Regions from separate parts of the Homo sapiens genome. Here region 2 is linked to region 1. Evidence: chromatin loops called from intact Hi-C (ENCODE). Cell type or tissue: B cell. All regions are shown on one strand. Each heading gives the region's core, and the rest is flanking DNA. Links, peaks and the distances in the headings are about the cores only.

Region 1 (15,949 bases), core at 4,736-12,735:
TAAGCCTAAGAGGTGCGTTGGGGTCCTGTAAGGTCCATGTCTGTCTTAGGTGAAACCACCGTCCGTTTCACAGTGGGAGAAATGCAGCACCACCCAGAAACCTCAGCCTCCCAAAAACCACCATGAGAGGGAAGACAGAGAAGAAAAGGCTGGCTTAGAGGAGGGGTCAGTACTGGGCTTTGAGAAGGTGAGCGGAAAGTTGAGGTTGGGGGCGTGGTGTGGCACTGAAACTAGACAACAGCAGAGGGTATAGGGAAAAAGTAATCAGAGGACAAAGGAGAAGAAAGCTGCATCCCAGCATATGAGGCTCATCACCAGGAATCTGGAGTCTTAACAAGGTCAGCAAAATAATCGGCAGGATTGCCACCACGGGCAAGACATCACTGAGCCACGTGTAATAATGTTCTTGTCCACTTCTCAGATCCCCAAATGTGCCTTAGAGCCCCACACAGCACAGTATTCCAGGCAGCTGCTACTATTTGTCTGAATTTGCACATGAGTGACGTTATTTGCCATCGCAGGGTCAAGGCAGTCCTATGTGAATATTTCTGAGGCTCTTTTCTGAGAAAATAGGAAGAAAATCAAGTCCCAGGGTCTCCCACATCATAGGGACACATAAGCTCCCAGTGTGACCAGAAAAGCATAAGACTGCCGGAACAACTCCTATTTCTTCACATTTACTTTACTTTACTTTTTTTTTTCTTTTTGAGACAGAGTCACGCTCTTGTCGCCCAGGCTGGAGTGCATTGGTGCCATCTCGGCTCACTGCAACCTCCGCCTCCCAGGTTCAAGCAATTCTCCTGCCTCAGCCTCCTGAGTAGCTTTATAGTTTCAGGTCTTACATTTGAGTCTTTATTCCACTTTGAGTTGATTTTTGGGTATGGTGCGAGATAAGGCTCTAATTTCATTCTTCGGCATGTGGATAGCCAGTTTTCCTAACACCATTTATTAAAGAGACTGTCAAAAATAAAAATAAAGAGACTGTTTTTTTCTCACTGTGTGTTCTTGGCACCTTTGTTACCAATCAATTGACCACAATTGTTAGATCGATTGGCTCTAACTCTGCTTTCATGGTGTTATTTTCCCAGCTCAAGATGTGGCTCATCAAAAACATCTTCAGGCCGGTGGCTCATGCCTGTAATCCCGATACTTTGGGAGGCCAAGGCAGGCAGATCACCTGAGGTCAGGAGTTCGAGACCAGCCTGGCCAACATGGTGAAACCCCCGTCTCTATAAAAATACAAAAGTTAGCCAGATGTGATGGCGGACGCCTATAATCCTAGCTACTTGGGAGGCTGAGGTATGAGAATCGCTTGAACCCGGGAGGTGGAGGTTGCAGTGAGCCAAGATCGCACCACTATACTCCAGCCTGGGTGACAAAATGAGACTCTGTCTCAAAAAAAAAATAAAAATAAAAATAAAAACATCTTCAGGGAACTACTCAGTCCTCCAACAAGATTCCTTCTCAGTGATGCACCTTTGTCCTTGGGCTGACGCCATCCTCCATACCCCAGTTACTCACTCTTCATACTGTTGTTTTCCATTAGGCCACACACCTGCCCACAATGCTATCCTTGTTCCCACTGCGACTACAAACCATAACTGTGATGATACCTCAGGACCTCTCTCAAATAAAGGGTCCCTTTGTTTCTGGGGCTTAATTCTGTTGCCAACAGCCACAGATTCTCTCTCCGGACAAATCTCGGGATCATGGCCTTCCTCCCTCATTCAAACTCACTCTACCATCTGCAGTAGTGAGTCATTCAAACCATGGTTTTTGATTTCACTATTTTAATGCCATATAAGAAATCTTGAGGTATAGATCTCACACAGGTGAGCAAAATATAGGCTTTGAGTTTGGTTTAAAACAACAATAACAAAAAAAATCCAAACTTTATATGTACCCAACATAGTTTACAAAATCCTCTCATATGTGTTAACTATGGTCAGAGTCCCTTGAAGCTTAGACTGTCTATGGCAACTGTAGATAAGGTATTTGCAGGCAAGGGAGGCCAGAAGTTTAGTGACATGTCAAAGTTTACTCAGATCGAGGCTGGGCGTGGTGGTTCACACCTGTAATCCCAGCACTTTGGGAGGCCAAGGCAGGTGGATCACCTGAGGTCAGGAGTTCAAGACCAGCCTGACCAACATGGAGAAACCCCGTCTCTACTGAAAATACAAAATTAGCTGGGTGTGGTGGCGCATGCTTGTAATCCCAGCTACTTGGAAGGCTGGGGCAAGAGAATCGCTTTAACCCAGGAGGCAGAGGTTGCAGTGAGCTGAGATTGCGCCATTGCACTCCATGCGGGGCAACAAGAGCAAAACTCCGTCTCAAAAAAAAAAAAAAAAGAAGAAGAAGGGAAGAGGTCAGGATTTGCACCTATATCTGCCGATTTCTCATCAGGCTCTTCTCACTACAACCTGATAGCCTTCCTAAAGTCCCACTTAACACACAATCTGCCTCTGCTCCTTTATGGGACCCTGAAGATTCCCAGGCCTGTTTTGCTACTGTTTTTGTTTTGGAGGTTTTTGTTTGTTTGTTTGTTTGTTTTGAGGCGGAGTTTCACTCTTGTTGCCCAGGCTAGAGTGCAATGGCATGATCTCAGCTCACTGTAACCTCTGCCTCCCAGGTTCAAGGGATTCTCCTGCCTCAGCCTTTCAAGTACCTAGGATCACAGGTGCCTGCCACCATGCCCGGCTAATTATTTATTTATTTTTTTTAGGAGAGATGAGGTTTGCCATGTTGGCCAGGCTGGTCTTGAACTCTTGACCTCATGTGATCCACCTGCCTCAGCCTCCCATAGTGCTGGGATTACAGGTGTGAGCCACCGCACCCAGCCTTGCTACTGTTTTGACCATTATTCAGCTAATGGTCAAGATGTGTCCAATTAAATTTTTTAAAATTAATTTAATTTATCATTTTTTTAAAAAAAGACAGGCCTCACCATGATGCCCAGGCTGGTCTCAAACTCCTGGCCTCAAGTCATCTTCCTGTCTCAGCCCTCCAAAGTAACAGGATTACTGTGAGCCACCACACCCAGCCAAAAAAATTTTTCATAAACTACTCAGTCTTCCAACAAGATCCCTTCTTTATGATGAAATCTTTCTCATAGTCAGCTAATGGTCAAAACAGGAAACTTCAAATCTAACATTCAGCAAATCCACATTTGCCTTATGTGTGCATAAAGCATCCCCCTTCTACCAAAATAAAACCCTGTACAATGATGGCGTTTGGGTTACTTAGCTGGCTTCAATACTTGAGTTACTTTAAGACCTCATTCGAAACAAGCACACGCACAAAGCCATCTTGAGTCCTCTCTTCTCACTCCAACCACTCCTCCACTGCCCTTCCTGACTCTTAGCATTTGAGTTAAGTTGACTTGTTGTAGCTTGCGTTGTCTTGTGAGAATATTTGTTTTTCCTTTTTTTTTTAATTTTTTTGAGACAGAGTCTTGCTCTGTTGCCTAAGCTGGACTGCAGTGGCGTGATTTCGGCTCACTGTAACCTCTACCTCCTGGGTTCAACAATTCTGCCTCAGCCTCTCGAGTAGCTGGGATTACAGGCACCCGCCACCACGTCCAGCTAATTTTTGTATTTTTAGTAGAGACGGGGTTTCACTATGTTAACCAGGCTGGTCTCAAACTCCTGACCTTAAGTGATCCACCCACCTCAGCTTCCCAAAGTGCTGAAATTACAGGCGTAAGCCACCATGCCCAGCCATTATAAGAGTATTTTCCATCTCCTCACTCAGTTCTCCACCCTTAGGCATTGCACCTGTGGCACAGAACTGACCAGAGATGGTCTGTACAGGTTGACTGACAAATGCTTACATGGGGCCGGGGCAGTGGCTCATGCCACCCAACATTTTGGGAGGCCAAGGCGGGTGGATCACTTGAGGTCAGGAGTTCAGCACCAGCCTGGCCAACGTAATGAAATCCCATCTCTGCTAAATCCCGTCTTTGCAAAAAATACAAAAAATAGCCGGGTGTGGTGGCACAGGCCTGTAATCCCAGCTACTTGGGAGGCTAAGGCAGGAGAATCACTTGAATCTGGGAGGCAGAGGTTGCAGTGAGCCAAGATCACACCATTGCACTCCAGCCTGGGCAACAAGAGCTAAACTCCATCTCGAAAAAAAAAAAAATCCTTATATGGAAAGTCTTCTGAGATTACCTCGAATTTTAACAGTGACCTTCAAGAAACAGTACCTTAACACAGAAGTCTAATGGCAGGAATTTTAGGCACAGGGTAAAAGTGGTAAAAAGAGCAAAGTAGCCAGCTGACTTTTCAGAGCCCCTCACATCACATTAGATCAATAGGTTTTCTTGGTTGGTTTTTTGTTTTGTTTTATTCTGTTTTTAGACCAAGTCTCGCTCTGTCGCCCAGGCTGGAATGCAGTGGCATGATCTCAGCTCACTGCAACCTCTGCCTCCCGGGTTCAAGCGATTTTCCTGCCTCAGCCTCCCAAATAGCTGGGATTACAGGCGCCCACCACCACACCTAACTAATTTTTGTATTTTTAGTAGAGACAGGGTTTCACCATGTTGGCCAGGCTGGTCTCAAACTTCTGACCTCAGGTGATCCACCTGCCTCAGCCTCCCAAAGTGCTGGGATTACAGGTGTGAGCCACCACACCCGGCTTTTCTTTGAGACAGAGTCTCACTCTGTTGCCCAGGCTAGAGTACAGTGGTGTGATCTTGGCTCACTGCAGCCTCCACCTCCCGGGTTCAAGTAATTCTCCTGCCTCAGCCACCCAAGTAACTGAGATTACAGGCGTGCACCACCATGCCCAGCTAATTTTTGTATTTTTAGTAGAGACAAGATTTCACCATGTTGGCCAGGCTGGCCTTTAACTCCTGACCTTAAGTTATTTGCCCACCTCAACCTCCCAAAGTTCTGGGATTACAGGCGTGAGCCAGCCCCCACCCCCGGCCTCAATAGTTATTTGAATTCAACTTCTGTGTAGGATTGGATGAAAAACACTGACTGACACTAGAGTCCACAATTTTTTTTTCTTTCTTTTTTTCTTTTTTTTTTTTTTTAGAGATGGAGTCTTGCTCTTTTCCAGACTGGAGTACAGCGGCGCAATCTTAGCTCACTGCAACCTCCGCCTCCCGGGTTCAAGCAATTCTCCTGCCTCAGTCTCCTGAGTAACTAGGACTACAGGCTCATGCCGCCACGCCCAGCTAATTTTTTGTATTTTAGTAGAGACGGGGTTTCACCGTGTTGCCCAGGCTGGTCTCGAACTCCTGAGCTCAGTCAATCCACCTGCCTCGGCCTCCCAAAGCACTGGGATTACAGACGTGAGCCACCACGCCCAGCCTCAATAGTTATTTGAATTCAACTTTTTTATAGGATTAGATGAGAAACAATGGCTGACACTAGAGTCCACAATTTCTATATAATATCTGAAGGTCAGAGATCCAAAATGCAGAAACTAGATGACTGACTTATGAGACTGGTTGATCTTGACTGTGGATATTAGAAAACTTAAAATAGGGGAGACTTTCAAATGGAATTGAGGTGAAGTATGTGTGCAACCAGTGTAAGGAGCAGATGTTTGCAGATATTTCTTTTATTTTTATTTTTGAAACGGAATCTCACACTGTTGCCCAGGCTGCAGTACAGTGCTGTGATGTGGGCTCACTGCAGCCTCCAACTCCCAGGCTCAAGTGATCCTCCCGCTTCAGCCTCCTGAGTAGCTGGAGCTATAGGTGTGTGCCACAATGCTCCGCTAATTTTTTGCATTTTTTGTAGAGGTGGAGTCTCCCTGTGTTGCCCAAACTGATCTCAAACTCCTGGGCTCAAGCAATCCTCCTGCCTCTGCCTCCCAAAATTCCAAGATTACAGGCAGGAGTCACCATGACAAGCCTGCAGATATTTCAAATCCATCTGGGTTTCTGCTTCTCCTCATCTTTCTTGTCTCATTAGACATACCTTTTAAACTCTATTTGGCATTTCCTTATTTTTCCATAGGGCCACCCCTGAATCAGCAATTTTGTAAAGTTGTACTCAACCGATGCTCAAAACTAGACTCTTCTCCACTTGTGATTGAGCATGTAATTTGACCTAACAGTGCTGGACCCAAGGAAGTTGAGATTGTTCTTGGCAGTGTCTTTGGTGCCAAAATGTTGGAAGAATCTGGGCCCATTTCCAGCACTAATGGGCAATTGTTGAAAGTCACCAGATCCCACAAGGGTAAAAGCAGCATTACCAGCAGAGATGGACAAACATGTCCAAACTGGGTAAGCAGGTGACATCTCCCATCATCCTAATAATCACTGCTTAATATGGGATGTGGGTTGTAAGAATGACAGGAGACGGGCTGAACCCAGAGGGGCTGGGCTGTGCGGAGACGGATATAAATGATTGTATTAGGACTTTTCAAAATCAAGGGAATTCCCTTCTCTTGACAAGGACTAGGTGTTAAATTATGCAATGCAGTGGACATTTCAGCCTTCTCAGAGAACAAAGAACAGTTCTGCCCCTTTAGTCTCTACTCAAAACAATTGCACCCAACATTCACATATTATTTTGTTTCAGCCCAGCCTTCAGCTTGTGTGACTGGCCAACTGCCCTAAAATCATCTAACACATGAATTCTTTTTATTTTATTTTTATTATTTATTTATTTTTTTTCTTTTGAGATGGAGTTTCACTCTTGTTGCCCAGGCTGGAGTGCAGTGTCACAATCTCGGCTCACTGCAACCTCTGCCTCCTGGGTTCAAGCGATTCTCCTGCCTCAGCCTCCCGAGTAGCTGGGATTACAGGTGTGCACCACCACGCCTGGCTAATTTTTGTATTTTTAGTAGAGATGAGGTTTCTCCATGTTGGTCAGGCTTATTTAATCTCAATTACCTCCTTAAAGGCCTTATCTCTAAATACAGTCACATTTGGGATTAAGGCTTCGACATATAAATTTTGGGGGAATGCAGTTCAGTCTGTAACACCATGCCTCACCCCAGATCAATTAAAATTTGGAGGAGGAGGCTGGGAGCGGTGGCTCACGCCTGTAATCCCAGCACTTTGGGAGGCCAAGGTGGTGGTATGCAACTGTAGTCCCAGCTACTCAGGAGGCTGAGGTAGGAGAAACACTTGAACCCAGGAGGCGGAGGTTGCAGTGAGCCGAGATTGCGCCACTCACTCCAGCCTGGCGACAGGGCGACAGTGTGAGACTCTGTCAAAAAAAAAAAAAAATTTGGAGAAGGAGGGCAAGCATTGGTACCTTTTCTTTTTTCTTTTCTTTTCTTTCTTTTTTTTTTTTTTTTTGAGACACGGTTTCACAGTGTTGCCCAGGCTGGAATGCAGTGGCATGATCACAGCTCACTGCCTCCCATCTCAGCTACCTGAGTAGCTAGGACCACAGGCATGCACCACCATGCTCAGCTAATTTTTTTTTAAATTTTTTGTAGAGACAGGGGTCTCACTATGCTGCCCAAACTGGTCTGGAACTCCTGGGCTCAAGCAATCTGCCCACCTCGACCTCCCAAAGTGCTGGGATTACAGGCATTAGCCACCGTGCCCAGCCAGCATTGGTACTTTTAAAAGAGTTCTCCAGGCTTGGCCAAGCATGATGGCTCATGCCTGTAATCCCAGCACTTTGGGAGGCTAAGGCAAGAGGATCACTTCAGGTCAGGAGTTTTGAGACCAGCCTGGCCAACATGGCAAAACCCAGTCTCTACTAAAAATACAAAAATTAGCCAGGCGTGGTGGCAGGCACCTGTAGTCCCAGCTACTCGGGAGGCTGAGGCAGGAGAATCGCTTGAACCTGGGAGGAGGAAGTTACAGTGAGCTGAGATGGTGCCACTGTAGTCCAGCCTGGGCGACACAGTCAGACTCCATCTCAAAAAAAAAAAAAAAAAAAAAAAAAATGAGCCCTCCGGGGTTAAGAACCACTCATAAAGCATGAGCTTTGAAGACAATCCCACACTCCCCTTGGGCTTCTGCTATTTCCCATGTACCTAGGAAAGTGCCCTGAGCTCTGAGTTTAGGTTCCTCTCCTATAAAATGGGAGTACTATTAGCACACAGGGTTCATGTGAGAATTAAATGAGATACTGCAGACAAAGCACTTCACACCTGCCAGGCTGTCGCAGGTACTATACAATGGCAGTTCCCACTCAGCTACTCCTGCCATGAAGAAGGAGACAGAGAGATTTTCCTGAGGCAGCAGGCAACAGTTGGAAGAAAAGGGGAGCAGGAAAGGGTGTTTGTGTGAGGAAGGTTATCCTTTGCGTGAGGAAGCACAATTAAGTAAACTGAATGTTGAAAGAGAACAAGAGGCTGGGCGTGGTGGCTCAGGCCTGTAATCCCAGGACTTCGGGAAGCTCAGGTGGGCGGATCACCTGAGGTCAGGAGTTGGAGACCCATCTGGCCAACATGGCGAAACCCCGTCTCTACTAAAAATACAAAAAATTAGCCTGGCGTGGTGGTGCACGCCTGTCGTCCCAGGTACTCGGGAGGCTGAGGCATGAGAATTGCTTGAACCCGGGAGGCAGAGGTTGCAGTGAGTCGAGATCGCGCCACTGCACGCCAGCCTGGGCGACATAGCAAGACTCTGTCTGAAAAAGAAAAGAAGGCCAGGCACAGTGGCTCACGCCTATAATCCCAGCACTTAGGGAGGCCAAGTCAGGTGGATCACGAGGTCAGGAGTTCAAGACCCGCCTGACCAATATGGTGAAACCTTGTCTCTACTAAAAATACAAAAATTAGCTGGGCATGGTGGTGCATACCTGTAGTCCCAGCTACTCAAGAGGCTGAGGCACGAGAATCGCTTGAACCCGGGAGGTGGAGGTTGCATAGAGCCGAGATTGCGCCATTACACTCCAGCCTGGGCAACAGAGCGAGACTCTGTCTCAAAAAAAAAAAAAGAGAAGGAGATATGTTTACAGATTTAGGCGTCTTCTTCCCTACTCGGGAATAAAGAGGCAGTTTTCTTGCTGGGCATCAGGTGGCGCCAGCAACCTACAGACAAGAATTTCAACTGTGGCCGGGAAAGTGGATGAGGAAGGACAGTTGAGTCCCAGGTCTCCCTGATGCAGCTGCCACTTTGTCTAGACAGAGAGTCTTCAATCATTTGTCTAAATTTCAGTTAACCCATGAAATTCAGTATGTGGACTAATCCACCTCCTCTAGATTTTTTCTAATTATTTTGATATCAAGAGATATGTATAAACATGCATACTCTTATGTTTGTGGTGTTTTCTTAGACTGGCCGAAGATATTCTCTTTCATTGCAGTCATAGGATTATTCCCTGAGACGAATTATTTGATATTGTCATAAAGATTGACCTAGGCCAGACAGCATTTACCCATCTGTTACATTCAAACAGTTTCTCTCTGATATGAATTATCTGGGGTAGAGTAAGGCATGAACTATAATTGCAGGACTTCCAATATTTATGTCACTCACAGGTTTTCTCCCCAGAGGTAATTCTTTGATGTGGACGAAGATTTGAGCTCTGATTAAAGGCTGACCACATTCAATAAATTATGGGATTTCTCTCCTGAGCAAATTCGGTGATGTAGAATAAGATGAGGATTCTGAGGAAAGGCTTTCCTGCAGTCTTTACATTCAAAGGATTTCTCTTCTAACATGAAGTCTCTAGTAAGGCTAAATTATAGCTAAATATTTACCTGCACTCCTTACTTTTTTTTTTTTTTTTTTTCCTTGAGACAGAGTTTCGCTCTTGTTGCCCAGGCTGGAGTGCAATGGCGCAATCTCGGCTCACTGCAACCTCCACCTCCCGGGCTCAAGGAGCTCTCCTGCCTCAGCCTCCCGAGTAGCTGGGATTACAGGCACGCACCACCACGCCTCGCTAATTTTTTTTTGTATATATATATATTTTTTGTTTGTTTGTTTGAGACAGAGTCTCGCACTGTTGCCCAGGCTGGAGTGCAGTGGCATGATCTCAGCTCACTGCAAGCTCCGCCTCCGGGTTCACGCCATTCTCTGCCTCAGCCTCCCGAGTAGCTAGGACTACAGGCACCCACCACCACGCCTAGCTACTTTTTTGTATTTTTAATAGAGACGGGTTAGCCAGGATGGTCTCGATCTCCTGACTTCGTGATCTGCCTGCCTCGGCCTACCAAAGTGCTGGGATTACAGGCGTGAGCCACTGCGCCAGGCCATTTTTTTCTATTTTTAGTAGAGATGGAGATTCACCATGTTGGCCAGGCTGGTCTCAAACCCCTGACCTCGGGTGATCCGCCCATCTGGGCTTTCCCAAAGTGCTGGGATTACAGGCGTGAGCCACTGCATCTGGCCGACACTCCTTACTTTCACAGGGTTTTTTTCCAATGTGAATTGTGTGATGTTCAGTAAGACCTAAGCTCTAGCTGAAGGCTCTTCCACACTCGACGCCCTTACAGGGTTTTCCCCCCAAATGAATTATCTGATGTTGAACAAGTTGAGATCACCACCTGAAATATTTTCCAGCCAGGGGTGGTGGTTCTTTCCTGTAATCCCAGTACTTTGGGAGGCCGAGGCAGGAGGATGACTTGAGCCCAGAATTTCCAAACCAGCCTGGACCACATAGGGAGACCCTGTCTCTACAAAAACTAAAACAATTAGCCAGGCATGGTGGCACGCACCTGTAGTCCCAGCTACTCGGGAGGCTGAGGTGGGAGGATCGCTTGAGCCTGAGGGGTCGAGGCTACAGTGAGCCATGATCATGCGACTTTACTCCAGCCTAGGCAACAGAGCAAGACTCTGTCTCAAAAAAATGTTCCCACATTTATTACATTCATAAGTCTTTCTACTATGAATTCAACAATATCTAATGAGCTCTAACTTCCCTTTGAAAGTGCTCTCACTGCTGGGCGCGGTGGCTCACACCTGTAATCCCAGCACTTTCGGAGGCCAAGGTGGGTGGATCACAAGGTCAAGAGTTTGAGAACAGCCTGGCCAATATGGTAAAACCCCATCTCTACTAAAAATACAAAAATCAGTGAGCATGGTGGTGGATGCCTGTAGTCCCAGCTACTCAGAAGGCTGAGGCAGGAGAATCACTTGAACCCGGGAGGCAGAGATTGCAGTGAGCAGAGATCGCACCACTGCACTCCAGCCTAGGTGACAGAGCAAGACTCCATCTCAAAAGAAAAAAAAAAGTGCTCTCACATCTACTCTGTTCATAGGATTCTTCCATAATATGAATTCTCTGATTAGAGTATAGCGTTATGGACTGAATATATGTGTTCCCAAAAAATTCATACGTTAAAGACCCAACTCATGGCATGGCTATATTTGGAATAATTAATTGGAAGTAATTAAGGTTCAATGAAGTCATAAATTTGAGGCCCTGGCCAGAAGCAGTGGCTCAGACCTGTAATCCCAACACTTTGAGAGGTCAAGACAGGAGGATGGCTTGAACCATGGAGTTTCAGACCAGCCTGGGCAACATAGTGAGATGCCATCTCTACAAAAAATTTAAAAATTAGCTGGGCATGGTGGTGCATGATTGTGGTCCCAGCTACTCAGAAGGCTGAGGTGGGAGGATCCCTTGAGCCAAGGAGACCGAGGCTACAGTGAACCATGATCACTGGAGCCAAGGAGACTGAGGCTACAGTGAACCATGATCGCTGGGCTACTGCACTGCAGCGTGGGCGACAGGGTGAGACCCTGTCTCAAAAAAAGAGATGAAGAAGAAGGAGAAGGAGAAGAAGAAAGAAGAAAGAAGGAGAAGGAGATGGAGATGGAGAAGTAGAGGAAGGAGGAGAAGGAGGAGGAGGAGGAGGGGGGAGGAGGGAGGAGGGAGAAAGGAAGAAGGAGAAAGAAGAGACACCAGAGAGCTCTCTCATCCTCTCCCTTTCTCCCTCCCTCTCCCCAGCACTCCCCTAACTGCCCCACCACCACCTCCCCATAACCTGCACACTTGCACAGAGGAAAGGCCACGTGAGGACATAGCGAGAAGACAGCCATCTGCAAGCCAAGCAGAGAGCCTTCCCCAGAAACCAAATTGGGTGGAACCTTGATACTGGACGTCTACCCTCCACAGCTGTGAGAAAATAAATGTCTGGTTTAAGCCACCCAGACATGGGTGCCTGTGTCCTTGAGACAGAGGAAAAATGATGACATGGTATTTCATCATGGCAGCCTGAGCAAACTAATACATATGGTGTTAATTTTCTTTGCCACGTATGTCACGTTTTCACCTAGCTCACTGGTAAAGATTTTTTTTTTTTTTTTTTTTTTGAGACAGAGTCTCACTCTGTTGCCCAGGCTGGAGTGCAGTGGTGCGTGCAGGGGTGTGATCTCGGCTCACTGCAACCTCCGCCTCCTGGGTTCAAGCTATTCTCCTGCCTCAGCCTCCTGAGTAGCTGGTATTACAGGCGCACTACCAAGCCTGGCTTTTTTTTTTTTTTTTTTCAGTAGAGACGGGGTTTCACCATCTTGGTCAGGCTGGTCTTGAACTCCTGACCTCGTGATCAGCCCGCCTCAGCCTCCCAAAGTGCTGGGATTACAGGCATGAGCCACTGCGCCGGGCAAGATTATTTTTAATGATACAACTTTGTTGGGGGCAGGGGTGGGAGGTAAGAGCACTTGTTCATTGTTAGAGGATTGCAAATTGGTACAAATTACAGGGAGAGCAAATCTTCCCAAAGGTAATAGTCATGCACCCTTTGACTGAGCAAATCCACTTCCCAAACGTATTCTGCAGATACTCTTGTCTGTAAATTTACATGAATACAAAGTTATTCGGTGCAACGTTGTTCATAACACCAAATAGTGTGAAACAGTTTAAATGTATCCACAGGGAAGTGGTTTAATTAATTAAGATACACCCATAAAATGGGTTAACAGTCAGGGTGGCTCATGCCTGTAATCCCAGCACTTTGAGAGGCTGAGGCAGGTGGATCCTTTGAGTCCAGGAGTTCGAGACCAGCCTGGGCAACATGGTGAAACCCTGTTTCCACACAAACAAAAATATAAACATTAGCCGGGCGTAGTGGTGCTTGCCTGTAGTCCCAGCTACTTAGGAGGCTGATGTGGGACGATCAGTTGAGCCCAGGAGGCAGAGGTTGCAGTGAGCCAAGATTGTGACACTGCACTCCAGCCTGGGAAACAGAGCAAGAACCTGTCTCAAAAAAAAAAAAAAAAAAGGCTGGGCGTGGTAGCTCATGCCTGTAATCCCAGTACTTTGGGAGACCGAGGTGGGTGGATCACCTGAGGTCGGGAGTTCAAGACCAGCCTGGCCAACATGGTGAAACCCTGTCTCTACTAAAAATACAAAAATTAGCTGGGCATGGTGTCACATGCCTGTAATCCCAGCTACTTGTGGGGCTGAGGTAGGAGAATCGCTTGAACCTGGGAGGCAGAGGTTGCGGTGAGCTGAGATCATGCCATTGCACTCCAGCCCGGGCAACAAGAGTGAAACTCTGTCTAAAAAAAAAAAAATTAGCTGGGCATGGTGGCACGTGCCCGTTATCCCAGCTACTCGGAAGGCTGTGGCAGGAGAATCGCTTGAACCCGGAAGTCGGAGGTTGCAGTGAGCGGAAATCGTGCCATTGCACTCCAGCCTGGCGATAGAATGAGACTCTGTCTCAAAAAAAAAAACAAAAAAAAACATAAAAAAGTGGTTCCCAAAAACACTGTGGCTTCCAAAGTGGGAACCAACAGGGCAGGACAGCCTGTGTCCTCAACAAACTCGGAAATTTGTGCTGGGGGAAGGAATATTGGGTCATCACAAGAGAAACCAATGGGGTTAGTGGCAGGACTGAACAAAGGATAAAGCAGTGATGATTCTTTTCAACAGGGAAGTTCTCAGTGTGGGCAGCCTGTGGATTCAGTACTCTCACCTATCCCTGACCTGCCTTTAGGGGCTGTGGCCCTTCCTACCATATGCCCTCCCTACCTGCCGCTTTGCCCTTTGGCCATTTCTTCTCTTCTTGTGTTTCTTTCCCACTTCTACTCTTATTTCTCTCTTCCTCTCAACTTTTTCTTCTTCCTAGAAGGTTTGTGTTTTTTTTTTTTTTAAACTGGTGAAGTTCTATGCTGAAAATCACAGAAGGTTTAGAGTTCCCTAAGGGCCAAAAGGATTGCTGACTCTTACTAAACTTAGTAACCTTAAACGAAATTTGAATCCACTAGAGGAGCCTAGTAAAAATCAATCAAATGGATGGGCGCGGTGGTTCACGCCTGTAATCCCAGCACTTTGGGAGGCGGAGGCAGGCAGATCACGAGGTCAAGAGATCGAGACCATCCTGGCTAATATAGTGAAACCCCGTCTCTACTAAAAAGACAAAAATTAGCCAGGCGTGGTGGTGCGCGCTTGTAGTCCCAGCTACTCGGGAGGCTGGGGCAGGAGAATTGCTTGAACCCGGGAGATGGAGGGTGCAGTGAGCTGAGACCACACTACTGCACTCCAGCCTGGCGACCGAGCAAGACTCCGTCTCTAAAAGAAAAAAAAAATCAGTCAAACATATTTTAAGATCTCTGCATTTATTGAGCACACTGGAGTTACACTCAGTCTAATGGAAGAGGTGGACATGTAAAATCAAAGTTATCTGAAGTAAAGTACTTAATATAATGCTCTGCATGCTCAGAGCACTACAGGCACGCGCCACCTTGCCTGACTAATTTTTGTATTTTTTTGTAGAGACCGGGTTTCACCATGTTGCCCAGGCTGGTACAGACTGTAGTTAAGAGTATATATATCCGTAGGCTGGGAGCCGCGGCTCACGCCTGTAACCCCAACACTTTGGGAAGCCAAGGCAGGTGGATCACTTGAGCTCAGGAGTTTGAGACCAGCGTGGGTAACATGGCAAAACTCCATCTCTACTAAAAATACAAAAATTAGCCGGGCATGGTGGTACCCACCTGTAATCCCAGCTACTCAGAAGGCTGAGGCACGAGAATTGCTTGAACTCGGGAGGCAGAGGTTGCAGTGACCCGAGATCATGCCACTGCACTCCAGCCTCGGAGACAGAGTGAGGCTAAAAAAAAAAGTATATATATATTAAATATTATATTTGTTATGTATATATAACAAATTTGTGAACCTGAACAAGAAACTGACAGCAGTAAAAGAAACACAGACCAGGCTGGGCGCAGTGGCTCACGCCTGTAATCCCAGCACTTTTGGATGCCGAGGGGGACAGATCACCTGAGGTCAGGAGTTAAAGATCAGCCTGACCAACATGGAGAAATCCCATCTCTACTAAAAATACAAAATTAGCCGGGCGTGGTGGTGCATGCCTGTAATCCCAGCTACTCGGGAGGCTGAGGCAGGAGAATCACTTGAACCCGGGAGGCAGAGGTTGTGGTGAGCCAAGATCACACCATTGCACTCCAGCCTGGTCAACAAGAGCAAAACTCCAAAAAAAGAAAGAAAGAGGCCAAGTGCGGTGGCTCACACCTATAATCCCAGCACTTTGGGAGGCCGAGGCAGGCGGATCACGAGGTCAGGAGATCAAGACCATCCCGGCTAACACGGTGAAACCCCGTCTATACTAAAAATGCAAAAAAATTAGCCAGGCATGGTGGCGGGTGCCTGTAGTCCCAGCTACTCAGGAGGCTGAGGCAGGAGAATCACTTGAACCCGGAAGCAGAGGTTGCAGTGAGCCGGGATCGTGCCATTGCATTCCAGCCTGGGTGACAAAAGCGAAACTCTGTCTCAAAAATTAAAAAAAAAAAAAAAAAAAAAAAAAGGAAAAGAAAAGAAATGAAAAAGAAAGTGAAGGGGAGAAAAGCATCTGTAAAAGCCCAAGGGTGGTAGGATGAGAGCTCGTTTCCCTGTGCACCTGGGGATGCACACTCCCCTGGAGGACCAGGGAGGCGCCCTCGTCCTCTTAGGGCCACTCTAGGTGAGGAGAAGGAACCGTCTATTGTCCTAGAAAGGCCGATCCTCTCTAGGCTTCCAAATCGATGGTGAGCTGGAAGAGTGGTGATGCGGCTCATCTTCAGAGCGCTTTCTTGTGCTGTCGTTGTCCTCCAGAGAAGAGGTTGGGGGCTGTG
Region 2 (15,949 bases), core at 2,228-10,227, 83 kb after region 1:
CTCTTCTACTGTCACATCACAGTCAGCCCCTCCCTCCCTTTCCTCATCCTTCCCAGATACTATGACCCAGTTCTATACCCACTCCCTACCTCATACTTCTCATCCTGGATTAATGTGGGGGCTTCTGCCATGACCTTGTTCTCTCCCTTCCCAGCACAGACTCCCCCTCCCCCCGGCCCCTCAGGCCGGGGGTGACCTTGCCCCCTGGAGCCCTCACCATGAATACCAAGGACACCACCGAGGTTGCTGGTAAGTTCACAAACCAGGTTCCCAATGTGGCCACAGCCTTTCGTTCTCCCCACGCTTTAGTGGCCCTCTAATTCTTGGATTTTCTGTTCTCCTTAGTGAGGTTTCAGTTTTCCCCAGTGCTCTGTATTGCCTTCAGCCCTTTCCCCTTGGACTATCACAGGGATGCCCCAGGGTAGCACACTAAACCCTCCCTTCTAATTCCCTTTAGAAAACAGCCACCACCTGAAGATCTTTCTCCCCAAGAAGCTGCTGGAGTGTCTTCCTCGCTGCCCGCTGCTGCCTCCAGAGAGGCTACGGTGGAATACAAATGAGGTTTTCTAGGGAGGCTGGGGGTTGGGGCCCAGCAAGACCTAGTAGGCTGGAGGAGGGTGAGTGGGGGGTCTTTCCGTGTCTGTCAACACTCCTAAGTGCAGAGCACCATTCTAAGCTCTTTGGGGATCCTAGGAGAGGTATAAAAACATGGATCTTGGCCGGGCATGGTGGCTCATGCCTGTAATCCCAGCACTTTGGGAGGCTGAGGCGGGTGGATCATCTGAGGTCAGGAGTTCAAGACCAGCCTGGCAAACATGGTGGAACCCCGTCTCTACTAAAAATACAAAAAGCAGCCAGGCGTGGTGATGTACGCCTGTAATCCCAGCTACTCGAGAGGCTGAGGCGGGAGAATTACTTGAGCCAGGGAGGCGGAGGCTGCAGTGAGCTGAGATCACGCCACTGCACTCCAGCCTGGGTGACAGAGTGAGACTCCGTCTCAAAAACAAAAACAAAAAGACATGGATCTTGAAGGAGCCCTCTTTTCTGTGGCATAGCCACCTGGGTAAAAACAAAAGCTACTGCCAGTAAAGTATTCCTTACATACTGGGCACCGTGCTAAACATTTGGCCTGCCTTGTCTCATTTAATCCTCTAACGGTTCTATAGAGCAAGCCCTGTTATTGCTCCTATGTTATTGATGAGGAAACTGATTTACCTCATAGTTTATCTAACTTACTCCAGGGCCTTTTTTTTTGAGACGGAGTCTCGCTCTTGTTGCCCAGGCTGGAGTACAATGGCGCGATCTTGGCTCACTGCAACCCCCGCCTCCTGGATTCAAGTGATTCCCCTGCCTCAGCCTCCCAAGTAGCTGGGATTACAGGCATGTGCCTCCACGCCCGGCTAATTTTTGTTTGTTTTTTTTTTGAGATGGAGTCTCGCTCTGTCGCCCAGGCTGGAGTGCAGTGGCGCGATCTCGGCTCACTGCAAGCTCTGCCTCCCAGGTTTACGCCATTCTCCTGCCTCAGCCTCCGGAGTAGCTGGGACTACAGGCACGCCACCACACCTGGCTAATTTTTGTATTTTTAGTAGAGATGGGGTTTCACTATGTTGGCCAGGCTGGTCTCGAACTCTAGACCTAGTGATCCGCCCATCTCGGCCTCCTACAGTGCTAGGATTACAGGCATGAGCCACCACGCCCGGCTGGAACCTTTGTTATTAACCACCACTGATACTGGCTCTTTCTGGAGGAGGCACAGTCCTTGTGTTACACATTTTCTGTATTCTGCATACTTACTGCCTTGTATGTAGTTGGTTGTTGATATTTATCAATTTGATGTCAGAAGAGGACTGTCAGTAAAACGATGCGTGTATGTGTGTATGTGTGATTGTTGTAAGTGCTATAGAGCGTTTAGGAAGGTCCAGTGTGGTCAGCAGGGCTTCATGGAGCATCTGAAAAGGGGTTTGGTTTATAGAATGGCTATGATTTCCAGATATGGAGAGGTGTGCACATGGTACCTGCCTTGTAGGGCACTAACATGCAGGAGGTAACTATTCAAAGCATGTTCAGGAAGGAATCAATGGATCCATCTGGCAGGAATTGTAGGAGCAATATGGGTAAATAGTGGGAACAGTGAAAGTTTGATCCCTTGTTGGGAAGAACCTTGGAGTCAGGCTAAAGAATCTGAAACTCCTGCCAGGCACAGTGGCTCACGCCTGTAATCCCAGCACTTTGGGAGGCTGAGGCGGGTGGATCACGAGGTCGGGAGATCAAGACCATCCTAGCTAACACAGTGAAACCCCGTCTCTACTAAAAATACAAAAAATTAGCCGGGCGTGGTCGTGGGCGCCTGTAGTCCCAGCTACTCAGGAGGCTGAGGCAGGAGAATGGCATGAACCCAGGAGGAAGAGCTTGCAGTGAGCCGAGATGGCGCCACTGCACTCCAGCCTGGGTGACAGAGCGAGACTCTGTCTCAAAAAAATAAATAAATAAATAAATAATCTGAAATTCCTGGCAGTGTCAAACCACTGAAATTTTTTGAGTCAGGAAGGGGCACAGAGGCCAGGAGTGGTGGCTCATGCCTGTAATCCCAGCACTTTGAGAGGCTGAGGTAGGCGGATCACCAGAGGTCAGGAGTTCAAGACCAGCATGGCCAACATGGTGAAACCCCGTTTCTACTAAAAATACAAAAATTAGCTGGGCACGGTGGCAAGTGCCTGTAATCGCAGCTACTCTGGAGGCTGAGGTAAGAGAATTGCTTGATCCTGGGGGGCGGAGGTTGCAGTGAGCTGAGATCATGCCATTGCACTCCAGCCTGGGTGACAGAGTAAGATTCTGCCTCAAAAGAAAAAAAAAAAAGTCTGGGCACGGTGGCTCACGCCTGTAATCCCAGCACTTTGGGAGGCCAAGGCGGGTGGATCACCTGAGGTCAGGAGTTCGAGACCAGCCTTACCAACATGGTGAAATCCTGTCTCTACTAAAAAAAATACAAAATTACCCGGGCATGGTGGCGCATGCCTGTAATCCCAGCTACCCGGGAGGCTGAGGCAGGAGAATTGCTTGAACCCGGGAGGCAGAGGTTGCAGTGAGCTGAGATCGCGCCATTGCACTCCAGCCTGGGCAACAAGAGTGAAACTCCATCTCAAAAGAAAAAAAAAGGGGCACAGGAATGAGATTTTTGGAGAGTAAAATAATTCACAAAAAAATGTTAGACTTTTGTCTTAGGACAAAAGAAGGGTTCTTAGGAGGGCAGTGGGTCTTGCTGGGTCCAGATACCTAGAAGCATCCTCCACTAGCTGCCAGAACTCAGCAGAGAGTGAGACACTGACAGGATGACCAAGAGGCCAGGCTGAGACTCTCTGTGAAGGAGATGCCCAGCTGAGTGCCTCCTCTCCTACAGGAGATTGCATCCTACCTGATCACCTTTGAGAAGCATGATGAGTGGCTGTCTTGTGCCCCAAAGACAAGGTGAGAAAGTTTGAGAACATGGGGGAGTGGCAGGGGTCCTGGGTTCTGTTCACAGAACTCCAGGGCAACCCTTCCCTTCCCAGGCCTCAGAATGGCTCCATCATCCTCTACAATCGCAAGAAGGTGAAATATCGGAAGGATGGTTACCTCTGGAAGAAGCGGAAGGATGGGAAGACCACCCGAGAGGACCACATGAAGCTGAAGGTCCAGGGCATGGAGGTAAGAGAGTCAGATATTCAGCTCATCTTCCCGAGCCTGCCCTCCTCCACCCTTAGCTGGGCTCTAGCCCGACCTGGGCTTGGTGGCATTGTCCACCTCAGTCCCCTCCCAGTTACTCTTCCCTTCTCACTCACTTTGGGTCGGCTGACATTGCTTTGGCCACTCTCCACTTCCCATTTCCCTCCGTGACTCAACTATCCAGGCCGTAGGCCATGCCTCCCTTCCAGAACACTGATGCCCAGGCCCCTCACTGCTCTTGTGTTTCCCTCAGGGATCCCAGCAATGATGCTCTCAGCACAGGTTTCTCTTCCCCAAATCATTGCCCCTCATCTCAGATGCATTCTTGCTCTGCCCTCTGGTTTCTAGATAGTCCCGTATCTCAAATCTGGTCCTCACTATAAGGCCCCAGCCCCACTGCTCATCTATGACTCAGGGTGGCTGGGATTCAAAAGGGGTGGGGAATAGGTGGGGGCGAGGGTGGGGGAAGGGTTGAAGAGGAACTGGTGGAAAGATTGGGATTCCTGCAAAGGGACTGAACAGAGGAAGAGTTGGGGAGCAGACTAGCCCTCCCCCCACCCCAGCCTGTCTCCTGGCAGTGTCTCTATGGCTGCTACGTTCACTCTTCCATCGTCCCCACATTCCATCGGCGCTGCTACTGGCTGCTCCAGGTAAGGACGGAAGAGCCCAGGGAGCCACCCTCTTCCTGACTCTTTGAGGGACACGGGTCTGAAAGAAGGAAGTGAAAGGATGGCTGAGTTCTGAGTGAGGAAAGGAGCCTGGGAAGAAGAGAAAGGGGCTTGGGGATGGAGAGAGTCAGAAATTGGGGGCGAGGTTAGGAGGGTGCCCAGGAAGAAAGTGAGGATTAGGAAGCCAAGCCCCTGGACCTCAGGACCCCATGGCTCTGTGTGTCCCCTTATACTCTCAGAACCCTGACATCGTCCTTGTGCACTACCTGAACGTCCCAGCCCTGGAGGACTGTGGAAAGGGCTGCAGCCCCATCTTTTGTTCCATCAGCAGCGACCGTCGAGAGTGGCTGAAGTGGTCCCGGGAGGAGTTGTTGGGACAGCTGAAGCCCATGTGTAAGGCAGCAGGGTGGGGATAGAGCTCCAAGGGGAGAGTAGAAACAGGGCTCCCAGAGGGGCCATGGTTCTGGACCCAAAGCCTGAGGGCTGATCATCTCCCTCCAAGCTGGGAGGGTGCTAGGATTCCCGGTGTGTTCTCAGGTATTAGAATACGGAGAAAGGACTAAAGCAACATATCTGAGCAGTCTTGAGGCTGCTGGCCTCTGTTCACCTGGCCAGAAGTCTTGAAGCATGTCAGGTGCTTGGAGGAGCCATCAAGGTACTCTGGGGCCTGTTTCGTGGGGATCCCACAGCACTTCCCCCTAACTTCTCTAGTTCATGGCATCAAGTGGAGCTGCGGGAATGGAACAGAAGAGTTCTCTGTAGAACACCTGGTGCAGCAGATTTTGGACACCCACCCAACCAAGCCTGCTCCCCGAACCCACGCCTGTCTCTGCAGTGGGGGGCTTGGTAAGTTACTCCCTGACCTTTTGGCTGTCTTCCCACCTAGCCACACTGCTCTTACGCAAGCCAGGGGGATATCCATCTTGATGGGATTTGCATGCTGATTTGCAAGTCTTTTGCATGTCCCAGAAAGATGGGCCAGATGAACAGACGTTCCCATCTGGGTGCACACTGGCTCGGAATCAGCCTTGCACTCAGCTGTCATGGCAGCCTCTGCCCTTCCTGTCTTCTACCTTCAGCAATTCCTGTCCCCTCAGCACCACCAGTGACACCCAGCCTTAGCCTTCCTCCTAGTTGGCACCCCCTTGGTTCTGTTCTTTTGTCCTTTTCCTATGCCTTTAACTTTTGCTTTTAGCTACTCTCCCAAGCCCTCAGTTCTCTGGAGCGTTCCTCTGGTCCTGCTTGTTTTGAGGGGAAATGGAGAGGGGGAGGGGGAATAAAGGGTAGGGGTAGAGAACAGACATTTCTGATGCCTCCCAGTGGCTACAATCAGTATTACACCTCTGGTTTATAGGGACGTCCCAGGAAATACTTTTAAGGGCCTCAAGGTAGAGAAGGTGCGGAATGATGTGTCTTATCTCCTCTCCCTCCTACTCCTCTCCACTCCAGGTTCTGGGAGCCTTACCCACAAATGCAGCAGCACGAAACACCGCATCATCTCTCCCAAAGTGGAGCCCCGAGCTTTAACCCTGACCTCTATCCCCCACGCTCACCCCCCAGAGCCTCCTCCACTGATAGCCCCACTTCCCCCAGAGCTCCCCAAGGCACACACCTCCCCATCTTCTTCCTCTTCTTCCTCCTCATCAGGTTTTGCAGAGCCCCTAGAAATCAGACCTAGCCCTCCCACTTCTCGAGGGGGTTCTTCAAGAGGAGGCACTGCTATCCTCCTCCTGACAGGACTGGAGCAGCGGGCTGGAGGCTTGACGCCCACCAGGCACTTGGCTCCACAGGCTGATCCTAGGCCTTCCATGAGTTTGGCAGTGGTTGTAGGCACTGAGCCTTCTGCCCCACCAGCTCCTCCCAGTCCTGCCTTTGACCCTGATCGTTTTCTCAACAGCCCCCAGAGGGGCCAGACATATGGAGGGGGGCAGGGAGTAAGCCCAGACTTCCCCGAGGCAGAGGCCGCTCATACCCCCTGTTCTGCCCTAGAGCCTGCTGCTGCCCTGGAGCCCCAGGCAGCTGCTCGGGGTCCCCCACCACAGTCAGTAGCAGGTGGGAGAAGAGGAAACTGCTTCTTCATCCAAGATGATGACAGTGGGGAGGAGCTCAAGGGTCACGGGGCTGCCCCACCCATACCTTCACCCCCTCCCTCACCCCCACCCTCACCTGCCCCCTTGGAGCCGTCAAGCAGGGTAGGAAGAGGAGAGGCCTTGTTTGGAGGACCTGTTGGGGCCAGTGAACTGGAGCCCTTCAGTCTTTCATCATTCCCAGACCTTATGGGAGAACTCATCAGTGACGAAGCTCCAAGCATCCCTGCTCCGACCCCCCAGCTGTCTCCTGCTCTTAGCACCATCACAGACTTCTCCCCAGAGTGGTCCTACCCAGAGGTGAGACTCAGGCTTACCTCCTCCCTCCTCCCTCCTATTTGTCTTCTGACTCCCCAAAACAAATTGTATTAACTCTTACCCCGTGGTCTGTGACCTAGTTTCCCTCAGTTTTCATGGCTTCTTAGGCTTCTTAGTCCTCTACCTAATCTCTCTCTTTTTTTTTTTTTTTTTTTTTGAGACAGTTTCGCTCTTGTTGCCCAGGCTGGAGTGCAATGGCACAATCTTGGCTCACTGCAACCTCCGCCTCCCGGGTTCAAACGATTCTCCTGCCTCAGCCTCCTGAGTAGCTGGGATTACAGGTGACCGCCACCACGCCCGGCTAATTTTTGTATTTTTAGTAGAGATGGGGTTTCACCATGTTGGCCAGGATGGTCTCAAACTTCTGACCTCAGGTGATTGCCTGCCTCGGCCTCCCAAAGTGCTGGGATTACAGGTGTGAGCCACCGTGCCCAGCCGCCAATCTCTTTTTTTATGTAGAGTGAAGCTGCTTTCCTGTTTCCAGAGTCCTCAGCAACTTAACCTTTTTTCTGTTCCTCTCCCTTCCATGTGTTAGCATGGTTTCTGGAGTCTCCTAGGACCTCATTCCCTTCCTGACTGTTTTCAGGGGTAGGGAATTGGGGCTGTGCAGCCTGGAGAAGAAAAGAAACATCAGGGATGTGATTGCAGACTTTGAGTAGCTGAAAGACTGTCTTCAGCAGTGGAGAAGTTCTGTTTTATGCTGCCTTTGAGAGGAAAAGGAGGAAGTACAGTGGGGGTGAATTAGCCCAAGAACAGAACTTCCTTCTGGTGACAGCTCTGTGGTAGCTTTGGGGGAGGCCCTGAATTCCCAGCTACTGGCAGATTCAGGTAGAGACCAGGCAACCACTTGGCAGGAATGTTGGGGAGAGATAGACTCACTGACCTCACCCCACTGGGTCCTGTCTATCCCTGGACCCCCAGACTCTAGCACAGGACCTGCCATATAGTAGATACCCTGTAAGGGTCTGAATAAATGAATGAGTGAGGGGATGAACGCCCAACTCCAGTCACATGGTCTCTGACTTCTGTCTGCAGGGTGGGGTCAAGGTGCTCATCACAGGTCCTTGGACCGAAGCCGCCGAGCATTACTCCTGTGTCTTTGATCACATCGCAGTGCCAGCCTCACTTGTCCAGCCTGGTGTCTTACGCTGCTACTGTCCCGGTATGAGGATTGGGAACCGTAGGGGGAGGGACTGACATGTGGGCAGTTAGGACAGATCAGGACCTCCAGGCTTCCAGAAAGCACTGGGAACAAATGGGTTGTTTTGAGAGCACAAGGACTTCATCCAGTCCTGAGGTTGAGCCCCAAGCTCTCCCAGCAGGCAGAAGAGCCCAGACTTAGGTGTCAGAAGATCGAGGTTCTGGTCCAAGAAGTCTACTCCTTAGCTAACCAGTGACCTCAGATGAGTCTGATCCTTCCTGAGGTCCTTGGCCTCCTCTCCTGTAAGGTTAGGCATTGACCAAAGGGATTTCTAATGTCTGTCCAGGCTTTCTGGCTTAGAGCCAGAGTCTCCAACTCCAATCCAGGGGGAATGAGAAAGAAGAAATGTGGGTTTCCTCTAACCAGTCTTGGGACTGAAGGACATTGGCTTTTAGAACTGTGCTGTCCAGTATGGTAGCCATTAGCCACATGTGCCTATTAATTAAAGTTAAAGAATACTTAAAATTCACTTCCCCAGTCTCACTGACCATGTTTCAAGTGTTCAGTAGCCACACATGGCTCGTGTTACCCTATTGGATAGTGACGATATAGAACATTCTTGTCACTGCAGAAATGTTCTATTGGACAGCACTGGTCTAGACTTCATTGCCAAGGTTCATCTCTGCCCTTTTGCCACCAGCTTTGCCCTTACCCTACACTCAAAAATCAGCCTTACTAGGGGACCTCAAGGACCACCAAAGTGACAGGTTGGCAGCTTTGCTGTCTACGAGTGTGTTCTCCCCCAGTCTCTACAGCAGCATCCAGCATGTGTGTAAGGAAAGGGGATGAGACCAGAGAATCTGGGGACTGGGAGAAAAAGTCTCAGCACCTGGTCTTAGGATCAGGGCCTGCTGGTTCCATGCTTATGGCCACTGGACACTGTTCATGAGCGGCTAGCTCCCCTTTCCTCCATCTCAGTAACAGGGTCATAACTTCCAGACTCTGATCCGGGGATCAAGAGGATTTTCCAACATCAAATTGTTCATAACTAGTCTCTTGACCCTCAGTTTCCAAACCTTCTTGCTGAATAACAAATATCTTCAACTACAGGGTCTAGAATCCAAGGGATCTCTGGCCCATAGTACGTATTAAGTTCTCAAACAAATGGACTCCCTTCCCAGTTAGTGCCAAGGCCACTGAAGCCAGGGGCCTCTTGGCCCACAGCAGGGCAGTAGGGGAAATAACTATGGAATAATTGTCTGTGGCTGACACAGGTAGCCAGAGAAGGAGCCAGGGAAAGAGAGCCCTTCTCGCTGATCCTACCCTCTCCAGCCCATGAGGTAGGGCTGGTGTCTTTGCAGGTGGCAGGGCGGGAGGGGCCCCTTTCTGCTTCTGTGCTCTTTGAGTATCGAGCCCGCCGATTCCTGTCTCTGCCTAGTACTCAACTTGACTGGCTGTCACTGGACGGTGAGTACCCAGCCCTCTGAACCCAAGTATCCAGCCCACAGCCTTTAAGCATGACATGCTCCTAGACCACTCAGGGTTCAGGTGGCCATCACTGAGCCCCCACTTTACCATTTTTTTTTTTCAATTCCTATTTCATTAGTGATTTCTAAATGTGGCAGCAAACTTCCCTTACCTCCTCTTCCCCATAAATCTTGGGGTCATTTTTATACCAGTTCTTGACCTGCCTTCTCCATCCCAAAGGGTGGAATCTAGACAAGGAAGGCTAAGAGGCAGGGCAGGGACAGGGTCTAGAGCAATATATAGGTGCTATGCACAAGTTTATGTACTTATTTATTATTTATTTTTCTCTTCTTTTTTGAGACGGAGTCTTGCTCTGTCTCCCAGGCTGAACTGCAGTGGCGCGATCTCAGGTCACTGCAACCTCCACCTCCTGGGTTCAAGCAATCCTCCTGCCTCAGCCTCCCAAGTAGCTGGGATTACAGGTGCCTGCCACCAAGCCTGGCTAATTTTTTGTGATTTTAGTAGAGATGAGGTTTCGCCATGTTGGCCAGGCTGGTCTCAAACTCCTGACCTCAAGCAATCCACCCCGCCTTGGTCTACCAAAGTGTTGGGATTACAGGCGTGAGCCACCACACCCGGCTGTACTTATATATTTAAATTTCTATTGTTTTTCCTTTTCTGATATAAAGACGTGTTCATTAACAGAAATTTGGAAATTACACAAAAGCACAAAATAGAAAATAAAAATTTCTGGCTGGGCGCGGTGGCTCGTGCTTCTAATCCCAGCACTTTGGGAGGCCAAGGCGGGTGGATCACCTGAGGTCAGGAGTTTGAGACCAGCCTGGCAAATATGGTGAAACCCTGTCTCCACTAAAAATACAAAAATTAGCCAGGCGTGGTGGTGGGTGCCTGTAGTCCCAGCTACTCAGGAGGCTGAGACAGGAGAATTGCTTGAACCCGAGAGGCGGAAGTTGCAATGAGCCAAGATTGTGCCACTGCACTCCAGCCTGGGCGACAGAGCGAGACTCCGTCTCAAAAAAAAAGAAAAAAATTTCCTATACTACTACTTCTCAGTGATATCCATTGCTAATAACATGGTGTACTAACACAAACATAGAGGCACATACATACGTGTATCTATGTGTGTGTGTATTTATTTATTTAAATCTGGGAGTTTTTGTTCCTGTTACTGGTTCTCTCTCTTGTGGCCTTGAACATTGTTTCTGTCTGCACCTGCTGCTTTCTGCTTTCTCAAGGTTAGCTTTTCTCTATCTCTTCCTCTTGGTGTCTTTGTTGTTGCCTCTTGGCTTCTCTCAGTTCTGCTGCCATCTGTGTTATCTTAGTCTCCCTCTGTCCTTACTTCTCTCTCTCCGGAGCTCTGGTCCTTAGTTTCGCCTCACTCTTGGAGCTGGACCCCACACAAAGCCCGAGTGTGTTGGGTTGCTTGTCTCTGACTTGAGTCTGCCTACCTTGGGATCTGGCCAGGCCTCTCAGTCCTGTTCTGTCTCTGTCCTGCCCTGTGACTGTTCATCACCTTATTTCTCTGTCCCTGTCTAATCTACGTTTTACCGTCTCTCCTATGAGTCTCTTCCATCCCTCTTCTTTCCATTTCTTCTTGAACCAATATCTTAACTTGCCTGTCTTTTATCGTCCTTTCTTACTGCTTGTTTGGCACTTTTCCCCCAGCCCTCCTTTGTCCTTTCTCTCCTCTCCTTCACTTTATCTTTTTTGCTCTCTCTCCTCCCTTTGTTTTCCTTGGGTTTCTGTTCATCATTCTCTGTCCTCCTATCACCTGTGTACCTTCATCCCCTTCTATCCTGGCATCTCAGAACATCTCCAACCTTCACCGTTTGTGTCTGTTTTCCTACAGCTCTGATCCCCTCCTGCCTCCCCTTCTTGTCCTTGTTTGATCTCAGGAGGGGACAGATATAGCTTGGGGGGATATGTGTGTACGTGCGTATTTGTATATGGGGCGGGGAGGAGGAGGAGGAGAAATGGACATGGCTATATGGCTATCCATCTCTGTCACCTTCCGTCCCCCACCATCGTCTTTGTGGACAGCTGCGGGGGGCTGGGAGGAAGGGGAGGTACTTTTCAAATCACAGTCCCTGAGCTTTTTGGGGCAGTGGTTATTAAAAGGGAGGGACCCTGGAATCCTTCACCTTCACCATGGGGGACAAAGGTAGTGTCTGCTGCAAAAATTGACAGAACATTTTGCCTAGGAAAAGGCTGGGGGGAAGAGTGTGTACGGGTGGGATTTGGGACATCTGGAGGCTGGATGACCATTTGGGAATCCTACTACCTCTGTACCTTGAAGGAAACAGTTTTGGTTCCAGATCTGGGTTCTAGATCAGTGGGTAGTATTAACAGCCCTAGTTTAAGGACTGAGTCCTGGTGGGCTTTATTTAGGTGAAGGGGTAAAGGAGCTGTTGTTTTGGGGAAGATAAAAGAATATGGTTCTGTGTCCTCATCCCCAGATCTTGGGACAGGTCTACTTTTGGTGTTCAGGGCATCACCTAGACTGCCCACTCAGCCTCCCATACCCGTTCCCCCTCAGACAACCAGTTCCGGATGTCCATACTAGAGCGACTGGAGCAGATGGAGAAGCGGATGGCAGAGATCGCAGCAGCTGGGCAGGTGCCTTGCCAGGGTCCTGATGCTCCTCCAGTTCAGGTACTTCTGTGAGGAGGGAGGTGGTCTACGGTGGGGAGCAGGGGGAGGACACAGCTAAAGAAAACATCTAGTGCCCATGACTCTCCTCCCTCTCCTGTCCCCAGCCTCCTCAGCCTGTCTTCCCTCTCCCTGACGTCACCCTGTTCCCATCCCCACCTTGTGGCAAGAGTGGCTATTCTGGGCACCCTCTTGGCATGACGGGCTTCAGACTATTTCTGGTCTGAAGAAGGGTGGAGGTGAAGGAGAGGGCGGGGGAGGGGTCAGGAGCACTGGGGCTCAGATCTCTGTGGGTCCCAAGTTTCTGAAAGAAGAGGGCTAAGGCTCAGAGAAGGCTCTGGCTTCTGAGGGGGAGAAGCCATGTGTGAACATGGCACTAATCTGAGCTGATGGGAAGGCACATGGGCAAGATTGTGTGAGGTCTGGCTGCTGGAGGAAGTGGCTGTGGGAGCAAGAGACACAGGCCACAGAGGAACTTCAACTGATGGGATCCTAGAGTGGGACATGTGGGGAGGGGGCAAAATTAGAAGCTGGGAGGACAGATGTGAGGTGGCCAAGGCCACCTCAAGCCAGGGGAGTAGATACCTGGGTCTCTGCCTAAGAGTGTGTATATCGCAGGATGAAGGCCAGGGGCCTGGGTTCGAAGCACGGGTAGTGGTCTTGGTAGAAAGCATGATCCCACGCTCCACCTGGAAGGGTCCTGAACGTCTGGCCCATGGAAGCCCCTTCCGGGGCATGAGCCTTCTGCACCTGGCTGCTGCCCAGGGCTATGCCCGCCTCATCGAGACCCTGAGCCAGTGGCGGTGAGCAAGGGCAGCTGGGTGAGGGCTGGGCAGCCTCTGGGACAGAAGTGTCAGGGGACTGAAGAGGAATTGGAGGACCTGGGGCCCTACCAAGAGGGAGTTGGGGTCATTGTGGGAAGGGAGGGGGTTGGGAGAGGACTTATATTTTGGGGAACTTTCATATCCTGACTTACAACACTTTGACTTCTTGACCTCCTTAAGCTAGTGTCCTTGACTGCCTCTTCCCACCGGCCCTGTACAGCTTGCCTCCTAGTGCCTTTACTTCTGATGTTCCTGCTTTGCCCACTTTTTCCCTCATTGGGCTCTGCTGTCTCTCTCCCAAACCCTCCAGGAGTGTGGAGACTGGAAGCTTGGACTTAGAGCAGGAGGTTGACCCGCTCAACGTGGATCATTTCTCTTGCACCCCTCTGGTGAGGATGACGGATTCCTGAGCGCATATGGGGCAGGGAGCAATGGGAACAGCCCTTGAAAAGGAAGATCCTGAGGAATGCAGGGAGTGGGGTGGGCTGGGGCCTGAAGACCTGACTACCTGGAGGAAGAGCCCCTGGCCTCACCTCCACCTCCGTCTCCGCCTGTCCCGCCCCCTTCCTCAGATGTGGGCTTGTGCCCTGGGACACCTGGAAGCTGCTGTGCTCCTTTTCCGTTGGAACCGACAGGCACTGAGCATTCCCGACTCTCTGGGCCGTCTGCCATTGTCTGTGGCTCATTCCCGGGGTCATGTGCGCCTTGCCCGCTGCCTTGAGGAACTACAGAGACAGGAGCCTTCGGTGGAGCCCCCATTTGCCCTATCGCCACCCTCCTCCAGCCCAGACACTGGTGAGGGTGGCCCTAATCTTTTGGAGAGAGGGATGTAGGTAGGAGGATAGGCCAGGACAAAGCCAAAGGGTGTGGGAAACGAGTAAGAGAGGAGACAAACCACAGAGGCAGGGATGGGAGATAACAGAAGCAAGAACAGACGGGGACCGAGAACAGGATGGGGAAGGCAGGAGACTTGAGCGAGGGATGGCCGTGGCTCCGGCTGCCCTCACTCTCTTCCCTCCCCACACAGGTCTGAGCAGCGTCTCCTCGCCCTCGGAGCTGTCGGATGGCACCTTTTCCGTCACGTCAGCCTATTCTAGTGCCCCAGATGGCAGTCCCCCCCCTGCACCTCTGCCAGCCTCTGAGATGACTATGGAGGACATGGCCCCAGGCCAGCTTTCCTCTGGTGTCCCAGAAGCCCCCCTACTCCTCATGGACTATGAGGCTACCAACTCCAAGGGGCCCCTCTCCTCCCTTCCTGCCCTCCCACCAGCTTCAGATGATGGGGCTGCTCCAGAGGACGCTGACAGCCCACAGGCTGTGGATGTGATCCCGGTACTGCTTATATTGATGGAGTTATGGGGGCTAGAAGTGGAGTAGGAAGGGTGAGGCCGACTTCCATGAAGCAGAATCAAAGTCTGGCTTCAGTTTAGGAAGGGCCTATTTACTTCATTTTGGGACAGGCAAGGTAGCCTTTTGCTTAGCTCCTTTTAGACCATGTGACTTGGAAGTCATGAGGCAGCGGAGGTTGAAAATTCTGGCTGGTCCCACAATACAGATGTTGGAAAAAAAAAATTTGGCCGGGCTTGGTGGCTTACGCCTGTAATCCCAGCACTTTGGGTGGCCAGGGCGGGTGGATCACTTCAGGCCAGGAGTTTGAGACCAGCCTGGGCAACATGGCGAAACCCCCTCTCTACAAGAAATACAAAAATTAACTGGGCACTGTGGTATGTGCCTGTAATCCCAGCTGTTTGAGAGGCTGAGACACAAGAATCACTTGAACCCAGGAGGCACAGGCTGCAGTGAGCCGAGACTGCACCACTGCACTCCAGCCTGGGTGACAGACTGAGACTGTCTCAAAAAAAAAAAAAAAAAGACAAAATAGTAAGATTTAAAATATAAAAAGCATTAAAAAATATTCTGGCTGGGTGCGGTGGCTCACCCCTGTAATCCCATCACTTTCAGAGAACGAGGTGGGAGGATCACTTGAGAACAGGGGCTTGAGACCAGTCTGGCCAACATAACAAGACCCCATCTCTACACAAAATAATTTTTTAAAAATAGGCATGGTGGCACACACCTGTAGTTGTAGCTACTTGGGAGGCTGAGGTAGGAGAACCCCTTGAGCCCAGGAATATGAGGTTGCAGTGAGCTGACTGTGCCATTGCATTCCAGCCTGGACAAGAGACCCTGTCTCTATAACAAAAATTCTAGGGAATATCTTCAGTTAGAGCTGGTTTGTAGGAGTTAACCGTTGATCTATGTAGGGACAAGGTTCTAGGAGAACCAAGATGACGGAGGGCAGCTGGGAGTTGTGTGGAGAGGTAAGGCTGGCAAGATGAGGGTATTTGGCAGTGATCTGATGCAGGAAGGAGGCTTGCACATGATAAAGCTAAGAAAGTCTTGTGGAATGAAAGTGAATCTTCAAGTATAGCCTTGTACTTCTCTGATAGAGACTGGGGACATACCTGCTTTAGAGAGACTAATGGAGTAAGTGGGTGGCACTTTAAGTACAAAAAACTTAGGGAACTCCACAAGTAGGTTGTGTTGAGTGTGTCCAGCAGGAAGTGCTGGAGTATAGGCTTCAGGGCTGGAGCAAAGGCCAGACTGGAGCCATTCATCCGGGTAGTAGTTGGCAAGTGTTGGAATGGTTCTTGGAGAGTTGAAAGGGAGCTGGGGGTGGGCACAGCCAAGCCTATGGGGAGCATGTGCTGGTCAGCTGGCATGGGGCAGGCCCAGGTAGGACAGTGGATGGTTGGCCTGAAAGGGTGTCAAGTCCTCCATTTGTTCAGCTTTGAATCCCCACTTGGAGTATCTCCTTTTTATCCTATATTCTCCATAGCATCTCAGCACAGAGGGACCCCCAAGTGGGAGCCCCATCAGTATAAATGAATGAGTCTGGAACAGTGGCCCAGAAAGACAGGGTTAGCAGCACCTGGCAGGGAGAGAAGGAACAAGATAGGAATGGACTGAGGTTACAGCTGGCAGCTGGGGCCCCTAAGGACTCACTCAGCTTCTCCCTTCTTCCAGGTGGACATGATCTCACTAGCCAAGCAGATCATCGAAGCCACACCG

The links. A loop is a pair of places that touch in the nucleus more often than their neighbours do. Peaks named below come from ENCODE experiments on the same cell type or tissue, not always from the same donor. Only the 100,000 strongest peaks of a DNase experiment are listed, where the experiment ranks them.
Region 2: a loop joins it to region 1, with 33 times the contacts of the local background. A loop is called at or near these places in 80 of 110 quality-filtered maps.

The regions. Positions count from the first base shown.
Region 1 is chr17:5,055,586-5,071,534 of GRCh38, reverse strand. It overlaps the pseudogene LOC100421332. Among named protein-coding and RNA genes, the nearest start is that of ZFP3-DT, 15 kb to the left of the region's middle. RefSeq lists enhancers at 8,454-9,214, 15,687-15,949. In B cell, for the core only: CTCF peaks have their summits at 8,558, 8,757 and 8,956 (motif pointing right); a DNase peak (open chromatin) is centred at 8,964; H3K27me3 peaks cover 1,113 bases.
Region 2 is chr17:4,970,492-4,986,440 of GRCh38, reverse strand. CAMTA2 (calmodulin binding transcription activator 2) reads left to right here. Exons shown (of 23, transcript NM_015099.4): 2 at 155-249; 3 at 458-561; 4 at 3,398-3,465; 5 at 3,549-3,684; 6 at 4,281-4,352; 7 at 4,610-4,763; 8 at 5,082-5,216; 9 at 5,820-6,757; 10 at 7,811-7,937; 11 at 9,249-9,383; 12 at 11,941-12,056; 13 at 12,672-12,856; 14 at 13,188-13,266; 15 at 13,450-13,672; 2 more. The coding sequence starts at 219. It overlaps LOC124903901 (a long non-coding RNA gene), which reads right to left and starts at 12,727. Exons shown (of 2, transcript XR_007065588.1): 1 at 12,639-12,727; 2 at 11,760-12,081. In B cell, for the core only: CTCF peaks have their summits at 5,512 and 5,713; DNase peaks (open chromatin) are centred at 5,650 and 7,500; H3K4me3 peaks cover 279 bases; H3K27ac peaks cover 1,402 bases.